Regions from separate parts of the Homo sapiens genome. Here region 2 is linked to region 1. Evidence: chromatin loops called from intact Hi-C (ENCODE). Cell type or tissue: natural killer cell. All regions are shown on one strand. Each heading gives the region's core, and the rest is flanking DNA. Links, peaks and the distances in the headings are about the cores only.

What was found. A loop is a pair of places that touch in the nucleus more often than their neighbours do. Peaks named below come from ENCODE experiments on the same cell type or tissue, not always from the same donor. Only the 100,000 strongest peaks of a DNase experiment are listed, where the experiment ranks them.
Region 2: it touches region 1 in a loop (2.6-fold over the local background); 7 of 110 quality-filtered maps call a loop at or near these places.

Annotation. Positions count from the first base shown.
Region 1 is chr1:168,519,227-168,522,148 of GRCh38, reverse strand. No RefSeq gene overlaps it. Among named protein-coding and RNA genes, the nearest start is that of XCL2, 23 kb to the left of the region's middle. In natural killer cell, for the core only: no CTCF peak of the experiment used is centred there; DNase peaks (open chromatin) are centred at 408 and 1,608; H3K4me3 peaks cover 501 bases; H3K27ac peaks cover 2,500 bases.
Region 2 is chr1:168,464,692-168,467,613 of GRCh38, reverse strand. All of the region lies in intron 3 of LOC125312414 (a long non-coding RNA gene), which reads left to right. The region is part of intron 4 of LOC101928565 (a long non-coding RNA gene); the gene reads left to right. Among named protein-coding and RNA genes, the nearest start is that of XCL2, 78 kb to the left of the region's middle. In natural killer cell, for the core only: no CTCF peak of the experiment used is centred there; a DNase peak (open chromatin) is centred at 1,233; H3K27ac peaks cover 1,501 bases.

The DNA of each region.
Region 1 (2,922 bases), core at 257-2,756:
TAGAGAGTACCTTGATTTGATGAAGGCCACTGGTTCTGGTTTCAAGAGACAAGACCTTGGCTTGTGTATAGATTCACTGCTACACACATACTTACAAGGTTTTCTGTGGTCAAGGAACTCCTTGAGTCCTGGAGTCTGAAAGGATTAAACACCCAGTATTTGTCTAGCACATATAAGCACTGACAATGCAAGTTGTCCAGAGTTTCAGTACAACAGTCAGCAAGCAAAAAGAGTTGGCAGAAAAGGGAGATGGGCCTAATCAAGCTGCTGTGAAGTAGCTAAGTTGTATTGCACCAGATAAGAGGCTTTGCAGTTCTTTATGATAACCACATCACCTTCCTCCTGCAACCTCATGGTCATAACCTGTCTCTCTGACCTCCAGGTTTAGGTTAAAGCCTCAAATTCCACAGCCTTTGTAAAGTCAAACTCTGGTTTCTGCAACTCTCTAGTTTCTGCAAATTCCTCCCTAGTTTCTGCAAATTCTAGTTTTTGCAAGCTCTCTAGTTTCTGCAAATTCTTAGAGACTCCTCCTTTCTTGTCATATTTCCTGCCTCCATCTCCAACCTCTAAATATACTGTTTCTGTTTCAACTCCATATCTGTGCTGACAAGACACACTCAGCTCCTCAGATTTCTGCAAATATATATATATCTCATTCCCATCAAGAACTTGGAAGATAGTAACTTTTCTGATTTTCAGGGAAGTAGGGGATGAAAGGATGGTATCACGTCATATAGCCCACAGTCTTCCATCAAGTCACTCTTGGTCCCTTTTTTCTCTCTTAGCACCCCTCCTTTTCAAAGCAAAATGCATTGTACTCTTTATCTCACCCTTACAATTAGAAGAGCAAGTGTTATTGCTTGCACATGCCCTGGAATCTCACAATTCAACTCAAGCAATTTATCAAAGTATTTCTTCCAAACAAATAAATATAGCATCTTCTCCAAAAGGAATCAGTCTGAATATTTTTCTTCACCTCATTGTACCCATATTTGGGATTGATACTGGGACAGAGTCTAAGTGCACATTGGAAGAGTTCTCAGTGGAGAGTGATGAACTCAATCACGTGCACTCAGCCTCATGTAAATTTGCTTTACTTCCATCTACTTCCCCTTTTCAGGTATTAGCATGAAAGAGAGGACCAAAAAAAGGGAAATTTTTCCATGTCATTTCGTATGGTAAGTTAGGAAGTAGAATATTTTGTGACAGAACATGTTTCTTTTAGGCAAATATGCTGGACTTGAGCAACGTGGTTTTCAGCCCTCCTGAACATGAAGCGAGGAGGCATCCTGCATCATTCATCCAGCCCCCTTAAATTAAAGCCCTCCCCATAGAAAGTCTTAAAAAGTCACAGAAGAGAATGAGGGGGAGGCAGGAAAGAATGCAGTGACATTTGCAAGGGGCGCAAGGGCTGGGACAATTATAGATTAAAATAGAAGAGCTGAGTTGGGTGAGAGGAAAACCCACCACAGTGATAGTAGAGCATTATTGTTCTTTTCCCCCATGATGACATATACTAACATATATAAGTACCCGTTCGCTTGGTCACACCCACAACTGACTGCAGAGAAAGCCACAGAGTCTTTAACTGTCACTCCCCCCTGCCTACTAAAGGATGGATCTCGGCAGTGAGAAAAGAGTAGGAGGAGCTGTGACCTGGGCCCCCTGCTCCCAGGCAAGCTTGTGAGGCATGTGAAGGGGAGGAACTGCACGAGAGGGTAGGTGCAGGAGGGCAGGGGGCACCTGCAGGGTCTCACACAGGTGAGGTTTATTTCTGTCTCTAAAGGCTCGGCTCATCCTGTACCCTTTCCAAGGATATTCATGTCTCCCAGCCCCAAGGCCTGGTGTGTAATCACCAAACCTATTTTGTCCAAGAAGCAGAGAATAAAAATGAGCAGCCACAGGAAGTTGCACCTTTAAAGTGTATTCCTGCATCTACACTTTCAGTCTGAAAGTTTTGAATTCATTTCACAGATCAGCTGAGATATTACATGTATTGAGACAATGAGCTGATGAGAAAAATAAACCTGAAGAGTAAAGAGAATGATTTAAAAGAAAGGAAAATTCCCTAATCCTAGAAATTACTGAAGACTGTTTTCTTTTTCTCTAGTACCCTTTCCATTCATTATGTCTTCTGTGATTTTCAAAACAACTCTGTAAGATAAAGAGTCCTTGAAAAAAGGGAGAGGTGGCACATTCACTTTTGGCTGTATGGCCAGTGACAGATTAAAATACTTTTCTACTTAAAAATAAAGTGTCAGGAGTATACAATTCTACCGAGTTAGATGGAGAGAGGAGAAGGACAGGTCATACCCTAGAAGATAGGTAGAGATTAACACTTGGTTTAAAGGCAGGTAATTAAGACAGTGTGCTATCAGGAAGGAATAGGCAAACTGACCCATGGAGCAGAGAAAGAGTGTGGACACAGACCCACTTAATCTATAACTGGCCAGGCATTGTAGATCAGTGGAGAAAGAACAGACAATTAAATAAGTGCTTCTGGATCTAGTGTTCAACCACACAGAGGGAAATGAAATAAGGTCCCTATCTCACAACAATGAAGAAATGTGGGGGAAAAAAATAAAAGACTTGTAGAAGAAAATATGGAAGATCTTTATGACTAACAAACACACAAAAACTAAAACCCTAAAGAAAAAGATTGATAAATTTAATGACATTTAAATTAACAACTTCTGCTCATTTAAAGATGTATAAACAGGGCAAAATACAAGACACCATTAGGAAGAAATATTTGCTACACATATGAGAAAAAAAAATTTATATCCAGAAAAAAATACTTCCTACAATTAGTTTTTTTAAAAAAAAGACCAAAAAAATCTTGAAAATGGGCAAAATCTATGAACAGGTGTTTCATAGAAGAGGAAACACAAAGAACCCATAAATTAAATGAAAACGTGCTTA
Region 2 (2,922 bases), core at 209-2,708, 54 kb after region 1:
TCTTAGTTCCAAGAACTAGTTTATAAGTAATAAACCAGACTATTTCCGGTTAGACTAGCAATAAGAAAATATACTATAATTGTTCTTTTTATTGAGAAGCAGTGACATGGATGTTTATCCATCCTAACATTCTCAAAGATGCAAACTTCTCACTGGAATTTAAAAGACATCCTTTTTGAGTAACCATTAGTTAATACTATTGTTTTTCGAATAAGATATAAACCCTAGTCCATCAGTTCATGGCTAGGGGATTTTGAACATGTAACTTAATCTCTTTAAGGCTCAGTTACTGTATTGACAAAATGCAACTACAATAGTATTTATCTCATGTGGTTAATTGAAAAAGTAAACAAAATAGTATGTACACAACTTATATAGTTCCTAGTAGTCAGTAGATTCTCAATAGATGTCAGCTATTATGCAAACTGCAGGACCTCAGTTTTATCCTCCAGCCTGTATTTAAGAAGGGAGTTGAGAGAGTCTCATCCTCATGGATAAGAGCAAATCACAGACTTCACCAGAGTTTCTAGTCTGTCTTATGAGGGAGTCAGGAATTAAAGAACAGCTTTGTATGATTCTCTGTTTTGTTTTTGACCCAGTCTCTCTCCCCTGTGAAAAGCAGCAAGAGAGGTTTCACTTCTCTATGAGACATAGCAGGGAAGCAGGACCTTGCTCTGGAACCAGTCTTAGGGAACTGTTAAGTTTAAAGCGTACCAAGGGACAAAGCAAGGAGAATGGCCTAAAAGGAGAGAGAAGCCAGCTGAGACCATAGGGCCTTGGCAGTGGCAAAAAATAAGGGCAATTTGGGAAGACAAAGATGGGCCTAAGAAATTGTCTTGGGAATGAGCAATAGGAGGCCTAGGTAGGATTCCTGTTATACAACAACTCTTTCCCATCAGGAAGCCAAAACTACTCTTGGACTTGGTAATTCCCCTGTCCATATGACACCTTAGCCAAAAGGGTAAATCTAATTCCAGTAAATGAAAGTATTTAGAGTCCTCACAGTGAGGAAAACTGTCTGCAGGCACTGGTGCAGAAATGTCGATGAGTGAGAAACTCCAATATGTTTGTTTTGAGAGAAAGAGACAGAGACACCCACAACCACTGTAAGTCAGAACGTGATCCCTGTGCTAGCAGAGGTACAATGTGCTGTGGGGCATGGGGGAGGTAGCTCCAGTGTACTTACTAAGAAGCGTGAGCATGTGTAAGAGTGGGAGGTGGAGAGGGAGGGGCAAGAATCAACATGAGATTTACAACAAGAACATCTCTTTTCCGGGACTGCTGACATATCCTGGGCTTTCTGCCAGCTCTGACCACCACCTGTTCAAAAACCAGAATGAAAAGCATTCCCCTTCCTCAGATTCATGTTGACTTGCTCTTCCTTCCCATTATAGTTTGCCTCCCTTTGCACTTTCCAAGAAATTATAACCCTGGGCTCAAGTGAAAATGAGGATCATCTGATTTCAGCTTGTTAACAAGGAATATTGGAGAGTCTGAATGGTGACGACCATCCATGGCCTGTTGATATATAGTGTGTGCCTTTCTGCCCTGCCTTGTTTGCTGGTCTGAGATTTTGCACCCTCTGTGAGTGGCTAGAGAATTAGGTTACTTCCTAACTGCTTTCAGGCTCACCGTTTCCCTCAAAAATCCTACATTCCAATTCTTGAGGTCAGACTTCTTTGGGGCTACAAGGTAAAGGCACTGGCCTTGTTTTCCTAGTTCCTCTCGGTGTGATGTTAGATGTTTAATTTGAGATCTTTCTAACTTTTTGAAGTACGCATTTAGCACTATAAACTTTCTTCTTAACACTGCTTTTGCTGCATCCCAGAGATTTTGGTATGATGTGTCTCTGTTTTCACTTATTGCAAAGAATTTTTTTTATTTCTGCATTAATTTTGTTGTTTACCCAAAAGTCATTTAGGAGCAAGGTATTTAATTTTCATGAATTGTGTTGTTCAAGAGATCTTTTTGGTATTGATTTTTGTTTTTATTCCACTGTGGTCTGAGATTATGGTCAGTATAACTTTGATTTTTTTTTAATTTATTGAGGCGTGTTTTATGGCCAAGCATGTGGTTGATCTTGGAGTATGTTCTGTGTCTGTGTGCAGATGAGAAGAATGCGTATTCTGTGGGTGCTGGATGAAGTATTCTATAGGTGTCTATTAGGTCCAATTGGTCAAGTGTCAAGTTTAAGTCCAGAATTTCTTTGTTAGTTTTCTGCTCAGTGATCTTTCTAACACTATCAGTGGGGTGTTGAAGTCCCCCACTATTATTGTGTAGCTGTCTAAGTCCTTTCATAGGTCTAGAAGTAGTTATTTTATGAGTTTGGGTGCTCCAATATTGGATGCATATATATTTAGGATAGCTAAGTCTTCCTGTTGAATTGGAAACTTTATCATTATGTAATGCCCTTTTTTGTCCTTTTTTACTGTTATTCGTTTAAAGCCTGTTTTATCTGACATAAGAATAGCAACCCCTGCTCTTTTTTGTTTTTCATTTGCATGATAGGTCTTTCTCTGACCCTTTACTTTGAGCCTATGGGTCATTACATGAAAAGTCAAAAACAATAGATGCTGTCAAGGCTGTGGAGAGAAGGCGATGCTTATATACTGTTGGTGGGAACGTAAATTAGTTCAGCCATTGTAGAAAGCAGTTTGGAGATTTCTCAAAGAACTTAACCATTCAACCCAGCAATTCCATTACTGGGTATACATCCAAAAGAAAATAAATAGGACACATGTACTTGCATGTTCATTGCAGCACTAAATGCACCATGTCTTTTGCAGCAACTTGGATGTGGCTGGAAGCCATTATCTTAAGCAAATTAACTCAGGAACAGAAAACCAAATACTACATGTTCTCACTTATATGTGGGAGCTAAACATTGGACATAAAGATGGCCACAATAGACACTGGAGAGTA